2 separate regions of the Homo sapiens genome follow, and region 1 is linked to region 2. The links are chromatin contacts, found by Hi-C in ENCODE. All regions are on one chromosome and are shown on one strand. The core of a region is the stretch at or near the end of the contact, and the rest is flanking DNA. Distances in the headings are between cores, read along the strand shown. Region 1 has its middle 11 kb from the start of HS3ST6. Region 2 holds the start of ABCA3 (ATP binding cassette subfamily A member 3).

Region 1 (6,037 bases), core at 942-3,441, 410 kb after region 2:
GGTTATGAGTTCTAGACCAGCCTGACCAACATGGAGAAACCCCATCTCTACTAAAATACAGAATTACCCGGATTACCCGGGCGTGGTGACCCATGCCTGTAATCCCAGCTGAAGGGGAGGACTGCCCCTCCACACCTGTGGGTATTTCCAGTCGGGTGGGACGAGAGACTGAGAAAAGAAATAAGACACAGAGACAAAGTATAGAGAAACAACAGTGGGCCCAGGGGACCGGCGCTCAGCATACTAAGGACCTGCACTGGCACCGGTCTCTGAGTTCCCTCAGTTTTTATTGATTATTATTTTCGTTATTTCAGTAAAAAGGAATGTAGTAGGAGAGCAGGATGATCATAAGGAGAAGGTCAGCAAAAAACATGTGAACAAAAGAATCTATATCATAATTAAGTTCAAGGGAAGGTACTATGCCTGGATGTGCACGTAGGCCAGATTTATGTTTCTCTCCACCCAAACATCTCAGCAGAGTAAAGAATAACAAGGCAGCATTACTGCAAACATGTCTCACCTCCCACCATAGGGTGGTTTTTCTCCTATCTCAGAACTGAACAAATGTACAATTGGGTTTTATACCGAGACATTCAGTTCCCAGGGGCAGGCAGGAGACAGTGGCCTTCCTCTATCTCAACTACAAGAGGCTTTCCTCTTTGACTAATCCACCTCAGCACAGACCCTTTACAGGTGTCGGGCTCGGGGACGGTCAGGTCTTTCTCATACCACGAGGCCATATTTCAGACTATCACATGGGGAGAAACCTTGGACAATACCCTGCTTTCAAGGGCAGAGGTCCCTGCAGCTTTCCACAGTGCATTGTGCCCCTGGTTTATTGAGACTGGAGAATGGCAATGACTTTTACCAAGTATACTGCTTGTAAGCATTTTGTTAACAAGGCACGTCCTGCACAGCCCTACATCCCTTAAACCTTGATTTCATACAGCACATGTTTTTGTGAGCTCCAGATTGGATCAAAGTGGTTGGGTCAAAGTGGCTGGGGCAAAGCTACAAATTAACAACATCTCAGCAAAGCAATTATTTAAAGTACAGGTCTTTTTCAAATGGAGTCTCTTATGTCTTCCCTTTCTACATAGACACAGTAACAGTCTGATCTCTCTTTCTTTTCCCTACACCAGCTACTCGGGAGGCTGAGGCAGGAGAATCGCTTGAACCTGGGAGGCTCAGGCTCAGCCTGGGAGGCTGAGGCTCAGGGAGGTTGTGGTGAGCCGAGATGACACCATTGTACTCCAGCCTGGGCAACAAGAGCAAATCTCCGTCTCAGGAAAAAAAAAAAAAAAAAGATGTGGTAGGGAGGTGGGGGTGGGAGGGGGCAAGTGGGCTCAGGAGGTGGGGGGGGTGCCGGCAAGCAGACTGCTTGAGTGGGGAGACGGGTGAACCGCAGGACCCCAAGGCCCCCTCACATTGAGAGTCCAGGGAGGGATGGCTGTGGGCAAGGTCTGTATGCCAGGTCACCGGAGGAGGGGGTGGTGTTTCCAGCAATGGAGCGTCTGGTGTGGAATCAGTCACCTTACCCTCCCGCTCCTGCTGGGTGATACCCCATCCTTGCGGCTGCCCCCGCGTCTTCCTTGAGGAACAGCAGACTCTGAGGGGGCAGCCCCTTCCTCCCCAGGGCACGGCCTTGCCCCTCAAGGGTTGGGTTCAGGGGCAGCGGGCAGGCCTGGGCACGGCTGGGCCGTCACCTCGGGCGAGGGATGGGGAATAAAAAGGAACTCTGTCTGAGACACCGTGATCCCTCGCCGGGGCCCAGGCCTGGCTCAGAGCAGCCACCAGGAAGCGTCTGCGGCCCGTATGGGGGAACAGACCATACTTCAGACCCTTGCTCAACCACCGCTTTCCGCTCTCTCAGTGGCAGGTGCCGCGCAGAGCCTGGCCCTGGTGGGGCTGTGGCCCCTGGTGGGGGTGGGGGCCGTGGGCAGCTCCCGGGAGGCTCCTACCCGCGGACGGGTCGGCAGGTGGGAGGAGGGGGCGTCCGGTAGGGTCGGCGAAGGCGCCGAGGCCACGTGCAAGCCCCGGCCCTCGAGGCGGCCTCCCGGGCCCGGGCGCGGGACCGTGCGCAGGACTGACCAGCAGGGGGCACGCTCGCTCGGTGCTGCCAGGCCGGGTGGTCTGCGTGCGCAGGCGCGGCGGGGGGCCTGACGGCGCTGCAGTTCCCCGGGTGGCCGCGGGGGTTGCGGCGGAGGCAGCGAGCGTCCGCGCAGAGAAACCGCCTCGGCCACGCCCGCCCTTGGGCCGGTGCTGGGGACCCAGGCCGAGGCCTCTGGTCGTCTGAGGGTGCCAGGGGCAGCTGCAGGGGGTTTGCCGGGCTTCACGAAGTGACCGCTACAGGGAGTGCAGTCGCAGCCACGGGTGCCCCTTCCAGGGTCACCGGAGGACAGAGCCAGGGGCGGGGGCGGGGGTGGCGCGGCCGGTGGGAACGGCAGGCGTGGTTGGGGGCGCGGGTGGAGGCAGGACGCCCCCAGCCCCTTCTTCAGGGCAGCTGCGTGGGACCCAGGCTGCCCGGACCTGGCCCGCCCTCAGGGCTAGATCCTAGGGTTCCACATCCCAGGCCTCTTTCCTCCGCCCACCTCTCCCCGCTACAACCCAGGCAGCTCCTGGCTGCCTTCCCCCAACCAGAGTCCTCTCTGCAAAATAATAACCAGACCAGGTCCCTCCCTCAGAGGTTCCCACAGTCCTTGCCTGCTCTGACCTAGGCTGACCCCACCTCTCCAGCTTGATTTCCTACTCCATAAATGAGATCGGTGTTGTTTATCATAATTACAGTTTGGGGTTGTTTCTTTTTTTTTTTTTTTTTGAGACGGAGTCTGGCACTGCCGCCCAGGCTGGAGTGCAGTGGCGCGATCTCGGCTCACTGCAAGCTCCGCCTCCCGGGTTCACGCCATTCTCGTGCCTCAGCCTCCCGAGTAGCTGGGACTACAGGCGCCCACCACTGCGCCCGGCTAATTTTTTTGTATTTTTGGTAGAGCCGGGGTTTCACTGTGTTAGCCAGGATGGTCTCGATCTCCTGACCTCATGATCCGCCCAGCAGGGCCTCCCAAAGTGCTGGGATTACAGGCATGAGCTACCGCGCCGGGCCTGGTTGTTTCTTCTTGAGAAGGGGGTTTCTCTGTTGCCTGGGCTGGAGTGCAGTGGCATGACCATGGATCACTGCAGCCTTGAATTCCTGGACTCAAGCGATCCTCCCAGGTCAACCTCCCGAATAGCTAGGACTACAGGTGTGCTACTACGCCCCGCTAATTTTTGTATTTTTAGTAGAGACAGGGTTTTGCCATGTTGTCCAGGCTAGTCTGGAACGCCTGGGCTCAAGTGACACTCCCGCTTTGGTCTCCCAAAGTGCTGGGATTACAGGCATGAGCCACTGTGCCTGGCTAATTTTTTAAAAAAACTTTTTGTAGAGACGTGCTCTGGCTTTGTTGCCCAGGCTGATCTTGAATTCCTGGGCTCAAGGGATCCCCCACCTCGGCTTCCCAGAATGCTGGGATTATAGGTGTGAGCTCCTCAGCCCAGTCAATTATGTTGTTGTTACTGCCCGCATCACCTGAACCCAAACCCTTTCACCTGCACCTCCAGGCAAACCAGACCCCACTCTAGAAACACATCCTTGCATTCCTAGAGTTTGTTTTTCCTTCTTCTGTTTTGTCCTTCCACACGCATCACAACCCTTCTAGAAGCTTTTCTTGGGGGCTCTGCCCCAGTGGTCCTCTCCTTCCCCCACAGCAGGGGCCTGGGTGGGCCTCCTCTGTGCATGCAGACTGGGCCCCTGTTACCCTCTTGCAGGCCTCACCCATCCTAGGTCAAGGAGCTCCTCAAAGCCATCAACCACAGCACCTTCATCTCATTCTCTCTCTCTCTTTTTTTTTTTGAGATGGAGTCTTGCTCTGTCGCCCAGGCTGGAGTGCAGTGGCACAATCTCGGCTCACTGCAACCTCCGCCTCCCAGATTCAAGCGATTCTCCTGCCTCAGCCTCCTGAGTAGCTGGGATTACAGGCGCGCGCCATCACGCCGGCTAATTTTTGTATTTTTAGTAGAGAGGGGGTTTCACCATGTTCGCCAGGATGGTCTTGGTCTCTTGACCTCGTGATCTGCCTGCCTTGGCCTCCCAAAGTGCTGGGATTACAGGCGTGAGCCACCATGCCCAGTCTTTTTTTTTTTTTTTTTTTTTTGAGATGGAGTCTTGCTCTTTTGCCCAGGCTGGAGTACAGTGGCACAATCTCGGCTCACTGCAACCTGTGCCTCCCCCGGGTTCAAGTGATTCTTCTGCCTCAGCATCTCGAGTAGCTGGGACTACAGGCATGCACCACTACATCCAGCTAATTTTTTTTTTTTTGTATTTTTATCAGAGATGGGGTTCGCCATGTTGACCAGGCTGGTCTTGAACTCCTGACCTTAGGTGATCCGCCTGCCTCAGCCTCCCAAAGTACTGGGATTACAGGCATGAGCCTCCACACTCAGCCCCAAATATATTTTAAGTGTCTCCTTTTCTCTATCACCAATGCCACCTCCCCAGCCCAAGGCTCAGTCATTCCTCACCTTCAGTACTGTGATAACCTGGTTTAGAACCTAGTTGATTCGGGCCAGGCGCAGTAGTTCGGTCTCCCAAAGTGCTGGGATTACAGGCGTGAGCCACCATGTCTGGCCCTCATTCTGTTTCTTAAATGCTGAGCCCTCGGGGTGCTGCGTACGGCAGCAGCAGATGAAGAAATGTTCACCCACTCACACCACCTGCTCCGTACTCCCCTTCAGGGTTGCACAATCTTGGGAGGGGTGCCAGATGTGTACCCCACATCTACATGGATGTGTTGGCGGTCTGGGGAATGCAGGGTCCTCAAGCCACCTATCACCCTCTCCAGGGCCTGGGCACTAAGGCTGTGGTTAACAGAGCTTGGGGTAAGAAGCCCTGGGAAGAAGGTTGGTGGGGCTTCAGTGACAGAGGGCCAGGAGGCGGCTGGGGAGGGGCTCAGGGTTACCTGTGGATAAGCTTTCTCCACTTCCAACCCCTCACGGCCCTCCACTCCCTGTCTCCTTGTAAAACCTTGGAGGTTATTCATGGTTCAGCCCCTGACTTCCTGTCTTACCGAGTTTCATCTCCAGGACATTTATAAGCTACTCTTGGCTTCGAAGGGTTTGGTGGCTGCAATGCAGGAGAGGGGAGGAGAGGGTGGCCAGAACCAGGTGGGCTGGGTGCCAGGACCCCTGGGGTCTGCTTCCAGCCATGGACTAGGCCTGCTGGCCCTGGGCTTCCCCTTCCACCTCAACTCCATGGCCTTTTTGGTCTCGAAGTCTCTCTCGGAGTATGATTCTTTGCTGGGCCCCAGAACTCCAAGCCGGGGAGCCCCTGGTGTGTATCCAGGTCTAAGGCGAGGGAGGGCAACTGGAGTCAGAGAGAGGACAGCAGTGACCAGCCTGGGAGATGAGGGATGGAGTCCTGGCTCTCGGCCAGAGGGGTGGGGGGAGGGGGAGGGGTTGACTTTGAAGGCTGTGAAGCCTAAGAGGGGCGAGGCAGGGGTGGGGGTTGGGAAGAGGAATTTAGAGCTCTCGGCCTGACTGCAGGTTCTGAGTCCTCCTGAGCGTTGAACCGAGTAAGACAGGCCACATGCCTGTCTGGTCCACTGCGGGGGTGAGGTGCTGCCCCCGGAAGTAGGGCAAATGGAGGTGCCCTTGCTGGGGATCCTGTCTGCTGGCCAGGGGGGACTAACTCTTCAAAAGGGGCTTACAGGCAGGCGCGCACGGTGGCTCGTGCCTGTAATCCCAGCACTTTGGGAGGCCGAGGCAGACGGATCACCTGAGGTCATGAGATCGAGACCATCCTGGCCAACATGGTGAAACCCCATCTCTACTAAAAATACAAAAAATTAGCTGGACATGGTGGCACATGCCTGTAATCCCAGCTACTCGGGAGGCTGAGGCAGGAGATTCACTTGAACCTGGAAGGCGGAGGTTGCAGTGAGCCGAGATCGCGCCATTGCACTCAAGCCTGGGCAACAGAGCGAGACTCCCTCTCAAAAACAAACAA
Region 2 (6,219 bases), core at 3,624-6,123:
GGAGTGAATTCTACTATATGTAAACTGAGATTTTAATGATTAATGTTTTTAAGTGTTGAGAAAATTGGCTAGCTCACTCCAGCAAAATAAGCCCCAGATGGATAAAAGTTTAAACATATAAAATTTCATTATAAAAGCACTTTTATATTATTAGAGTGGGGACTTTTTTAAAAAAATAAGTATGACCTATAACCTGGAAACTATAAAGAAACAGGCTAATAAATCTGATTACATAAAAAAAAACAACTTTTCTTTGAAAAAAAGGTAAAAAGCTGACAGACAACCTGGGGAAAACACCTGTAATACATTTGCAAAAGCACCTGTTCCATTGAGCCTAGACCCCGCTTTCCACCATTGTATCACATTGATGGAGAGTTTTCCAAACACAGGAGAGAGGTTCAAATGTCAAATGTCCAATTTTCATTTCTGAAAAGAAAACTGAAGAATCATGCCCACAGAATATCATTTATGGAAAAATGATAAATAATGCTACACTTGTATAGGCTAATCTATATATGTGTGCAAATACATTTAAAAAACTTTAAGAAGCTTATTTACCAAACTATGACCATGGAGAGGAAATCAGGGAAGGGGATGGCGGTTACAAAGAATTTTGGTTTGCCTATTAGTTTGAATTTCTCAACAAGAATATATTCATGTAACACTTGTTAAATTTAAAATTAATTTGAGAGCATGCAAATCATCCATAAAAATCATCTCCTCAAAATTTCTAAATGTTTAAAACCTAAGCAAAATAACTATTTTAAAGCGAGTGATTTGGTTTAGACAAATATAGTTAGGAAACAGCTTACTTATAGTTTCTGTACTACTTAATAGTACAAAGGAAATCCCTGAATAATTGAGATAGTCCATGTATTAATGCCCATTTTTGCAACTCATAGTCTGTATTGTCTTCAATTGCTGTATCTTTGCTTCTAACAACATATTGTTGGGCACTCTGAATTCTATTAAAGTATAGATGGTGGCTTATTCACATTTTTATTTCAAGTTTCATCTGGCATATAGTAAGCACACAGTGAAAACTAAATCGAATTAAGCAACTCTGTTTTGTGAGATCCTTCAAAACACATAAATTTCATTTGTTGGGCCGGGTGCAGTGGCTCATGCCTGTAATCCCAGCACTTTGGGAGGCCGAGGTGGTGGATCACCTGAGGTCGGGAGTTCGAGACCAGCCCGATCAACATGAAGAAACCCCGTCTCTACTACAAATACAAAATTAGCCAGGCATGGCAGCGCATGCCTGTAATCCCAGCTACTTGGGAGGCTGAGGCAGGAGAATCGCTTGACCCCGGGAGGCGGAGGCTGCAGTGGGCCGAGATTGCGCCATTGCACTCCAGCCTGGGCCACAAGAGTGAAACACCGTCTCAAAAAAAAAAAATGTTCATGCGTTTGTTTCCAAAGCATACAGTATAATGCTTAGATCACTTATTGAGCCCTTGCCGAATGCCAAGGACTTTTCTAAGTCCTGTACTTTACATGTTTTAATGCATCTAATCCTCACAACAATTCTGTGAGGAATTGTTATACAATCCTCATTTTATACTAGGAAACCAAGGCACAGAAAGGTCCAGTAATTTGCCTAAAGACATTAAGAGCTGGAATTTAATCTGAGGCAATATGGCCAGAGTTCAGTTTTAACCATTACAATATAATGCTTCCCAATCACTGAATGAAAGAATATGTGTACAGCCCTTGGTCTACAATGCGTCTCTGAATTATAACATCATTCCCAGGGAAACAATCAAAGAAGCCCTATTCTAAGATACTGTATTGAATATCAGCAATTTGGGTACTGTTGTACGATACAATAGATAGACAGATAGATAGATAGATAGATAGATAGATAGATAGATAGATAGATAGATAGATAGGGTATAGTATTTGTACCCCTTCAAAGAATTGGGAGCTTATTGGTTTAATTATATCTAGCCGACTAGTATAATGGCTAGGTTTACTGCCTTTTGTGAAGCTGTAAGATTTGTTTATGAGTGTCACCATCCACTATAATGTTTACCATCAATCTTGAGAGAAAAGAAATGTTTGAACCATAGTAACTTCAAGGAGTGTATCCTTCAATTTCTCAGCATGTATTCATGGTATATGGATGTGAGTGTTTCCATATAAGAGAGGGGTAGAGTCCAGGAGCCTGAACACGGAGGTTGTCATCTCAGCTCTACTGGGTGACTCTGAAGAAATTATGACCTTATCTGGGCCTCCATCTGGAAAGAAATGACTAGGTGGAGCATCTAGGTTTGCTTTATTTTTTCAGTAGTGGGCCTTGAGCACAATGTGATGAATTATCCAGGGATTGTTGAAGGGCATCAAAAGGGTCCAGCTCACTGTGGGCAACTGTTTTTTAACAGTTCAGAGCCTGAAATTTTTGGGCATAAGATACTTTTCCCAGTGGCCTTCACACCCTCCCACCTCATGATTGTGATTATAATAATTAACAATTAACCTGGCAGAGTTAAGAAAAAAGATATAAAATTAGTACCCTGCAATTGTCTGTCTTGATCTGTAAGGTCATCCTTCTTCCAAAATTCCTACCCTATCTTCCATCTAAGGTAAATTCTGAGTCAGCCAGTTCTGGTACTGGATTTGGTTACAGAGAATTGGGATCCAGTTTTGAAAAGGCCGGAAAAACGTGCAAGGTCTAACAAATTCAATTTGGAAATGGCAAGGATTGGTTTTGGAAAGAAAAATGACTGAGGATATGACCGGGTGAAGACAGGGCCAAGCAGCCAAGTTCACATCATTTTCTGGGACGAAGCAGAGAATGGGGAAGACATTTTGGATGGGGTGTTGCAGTCTGTGAAGACTGATGGGGAAAGGGGGTTTTTAGGATGTTTGCAGCGCATTAATAATCCACTCCCCCACCCATCCTGTAACTGCATTCAATTGTTTGGGGTTTTTTTTCCCCCTGTATGCTCATTACGGAGACTAGGCTATGTAAATCCCTAGCTATACTCACATTATATACTACCATTTATTTGGCATTTATGTGTCAGGTATTGTAGTAAGCACTTAAACATGCATTTTCTCATTTGACCCAAAAAAGAAAAGAATACACCAACAAAAAACCTTTGAGTTTGCTATTATTATTAATTACTATTATTATAATTTCAATTTTAGGGATAGGAAATTGAGACTCAGAAAGATAAAATGACATGTCTACATTAATTGGTGGGTCAAGATCTGAAGCCAGGTCTCTGTGATTCCACTGAACAAATTATTTAGCATGAGCCTCCTCCGCCCCAGGCACTCTAGGACCCTGGATCTAGGCATGAACCTGACGAAGTCCCTTTGCTCGCGGAATGGGCTATCCAGAACATCATCAGAGTGAAAGGTGCTATGTACACAGTAAAATGGGGAACGAGCCGCTCAAACCCTACTCCATCAGGACTCTTGGGGGTGGGCGATTTCCGCCCCCGGCCCGGGGCGTTGCATTAGGTCGGGGCCGTCGGGTCGTGGTGCCGGCGGCTGGCTGGGCGCGGGGCTGGCGGTGCGGGTCGCAGGCGGCTCCCAGCGGCAGGACCGGCAGCAGCCCTCCCTCACCCGGGGCGCCGGGACCACGGACGCACCTCACTGTGGTCCGGCCGCTGGCGGCGCTCGGGGACCCATTGGCCCCGGCCCGCGGCAACTGTCGGCCCCGCGCGGCGCCCGCCCTCATGCTGGAGCCCGGGAGTCCCTCACTCCACCTCTCCCTGCCACGCCAAGGGGGCCCGCCCCTCCCAGGCTCTCCTGCCTGGGGCGACCCAGTCCCACGACCCGGTCCGGCCCAGGGACACCCCGACCCACCTCCCCACTCCCGTCCCGTTAGACCGCGACCCGTCCCTGGGACCGCCTAATGTGACACGCCCGGGACCCTCCCTGCAGGCGACTCCCTGCAGGGCCCCCGCCCTGGACACTCCCTCCAGGTGACCCCGTTCCGCTCGCTCCGTGAGGTGACCCCGACCCTCTCCGGACCACCTCCTCAGGTGACCCCGACCCTCTCCGGACCCTCCCCGACCCTCCCCTCAGGTGAACCCGACCCTCCCCGGACCATCCCGTCGGGTGACCCCAACCATCCCCGAACCCCCCCACCCTCCCCTCAGGTGACCCCGACCCTCTCTGGACCCTCCTCACAGGCGGCCCCGCCCCACCCCGGGACCCTCCCGCCAGGTGACCCCGACAAGGCCGGGCCCTCCTGCCTGAGGTGACTCCTACCCGGCTGGGGACCCCCGAGGCCTCCCTCGCTCCTTAAGTGAGGGCGACTCCGCTCATCCCGGGACACCGCGCCTTCTCCTGTAAACTCGACGCCTGCCCCGACGGCCGAATTCCAGAAGGTTCCTCGCCGCCGCCTCGCCTTCGGTCGCGCCCCAGCGCCCGGCCAGAGGCGGGGAAGCCCTTCCCCCGGTGCCAGGAGTGACGAGGGCCCAAGGAAAGACAGTGCGTGAGGAGAAATGGAGAAACGGCCAAAGTCGAGTTTCCGGGTGTGAAGACTTCCACTGCTGCGAAACGCACGTGCGCAGAGTCATTCCTGTCAGAGGCCACCGCGCCCTCGCTCGGCTACCGCCGCTGCGCGCCCCCTGCTGGACATAGGCGCGGGCACAGAGCAGTGCGCAAGCACGGGCTGCCGCGCGGCCGGGTGCGAACCGCGTACTCGCAGGGTGGCTGACTGCGCACGCGCAAGTCAGAGCGCCCTCTGCCGGGCATGGGCGACATGCAGGGGGCACCGCGCAGGCGCGGGGTTGGGCTGGCCGGAGCGGCCGAGGCGGCCGGGGGTGGACCGGGCACCTGCAGGGGCGGCCGACTGCGCACGCGCCATCCGCGGCGCCCCCTGCAGGAGCCGGAGCGGCCGCTGCGTCCGCCAGTAGCGGGTTGCAGGCGCACCCTCCCCTCCAGGGCGGCCACGCAGCTGTCAGTGCCGCCGCCACTGCGAGGCTGGAGCGGAGCCCGGGTGGCCGAGGGAGGGGACCCCGCGAGAGGGCCGCGCGCCGGCCGCCGCCGCCCCGGCGCCCAGGCTCGGTGAGTGCCGCCGGGACCCGCCGCTCGCGCGCTCGTTCCCGGGGCTTGCGGTCCCCACCCGGGTCCGCCCTTCCCACCCTCGCCGGCCAGCTCGGGCCTCGGGCCCCCCCCAGCTCCGGCCTGGCCTGCGGGCCCCTCCCGCGACCCCGCATCCCCTCCGGCCGCGCCCGCGCCCGCCCCTCCTGCCGCGGCCTCGGCTCCGGGCGCTCCCTGCAGGTGCCGCTCCCTCAGCGTCGGCTCCCATCCGAGCCTTGGGCGTGTCCCGCACTGCGGGCAGTGCCTGAGCCCGCGCCGCGCGGGGAAGCTCGACCCTGCGGAGACTCGGCACGGCCCGGGCCCTCTGTGTGCGCCCAGAAGGTGGATATGTAGCGACCGACAGCCCCGGCCCCGAGGGATGCAGGCGTCCGCCGCGCACTTGCGGAGATGGCGCCGCTTTCCGGCCGCAGGGATGCCGGGCGCGCGGTGGCAAAGCCGCCCGGGTTGGATTCCGCCTGCTCCCACCCTCTGGTTCCGAGGAGCCTCCAAATCCGAATCCAAGGCCCACGGTCCGCGGCGGGCGTTTGCTGCGCCCTCCACTGTGTGGGAACGGGAAAGGGGAGCCGCTAGTCCAGGCGGAGGGGCTTGTGGCAGTCGCCGGAGGCCGCGTTCTCGGCGCCCTCGGTCAGGACGCCTGTGTGCATCGCGTCCGTGTGTCTTGGCTCTGTTCCAAGCCGGCTCCACGCTTCAGAAGGGCCGGGACGGCCTTATGGTCAGGGGCGTGGGGAAGGCGCTTGGTGTCTGTCGCACAGATGAAGCCATGTCCTCAGGGGGTAATTGCCGCTTGTTCTCCGGGTTACGTCCTGGACTGTGCACTCCGGGAAGGCGTCGATTGGATCTTGTTGGGGTTTGTGTTCCTGGAACTCCAGAAATGCCCGCTGAGTGAGTAGCCGAGACCCCGCGACAGCATGGAGCCCAGGCAGGGAGCACGTGGGAGAGGTTCACTCTTCTCCTGGGCATCCCGTCATTTTATTCAGATAGTCTGGGCGCTGCCTTTTGTAAACTTGAAAAGACTAAGACTGTTTTAGAAAGTTTGCCTCATGAGAAATGTAAGAGAAAGGGAAAAATAGATAAAAATGGATGTCATGGGAATCTCCCCCACACTTTCATTTTTAACTTCTTAGATAATTTTTCTTTTAAATTGAACCTTTGCTA

The links. Hi-C counts contacts between places; a loop is a spot of excess contacts on that map. Pooled maps may share reads with other maps.
Region 1: a loop to region 2 is called in a pooled map, with 12 times the contacts of the local background. The contact joins the enhancer-like site here to the promoter of ABCA3 in region 2. A Hi-C loop is called at or near these places in 6 of 50 pooled maps.

What each region holds. Positions count from the first base shown.
Region 1 is chr16:1,925,930-1,931,966 of GRCh38, reverse strand. No RefSeq gene overlaps it. Among named protein-coding and RNA genes, the nearest start is that of HS3ST6, 11 kb to the right of the region's middle. Within about 2 kb of position 2,191, at least 21 of the 41 ENCODE cell types and tissues checked have a DNase peak (open chromatin) inside an H3K27ac peak, as active enhancers do.
Region 2 is chr16:2,339,382-2,345,600 of GRCh38, reverse strand. It overlaps ABCA3 (ATP binding cassette subfamily A member 3), which reads left to right and starts at 4,873. Exons shown (of 33, transcript NM_001089.3): 1 at 4,873-5,028. It also overlaps the pseudogene ABCA17P. RefSeq lists silencers at 4,563-5,022, 5,193-5,252.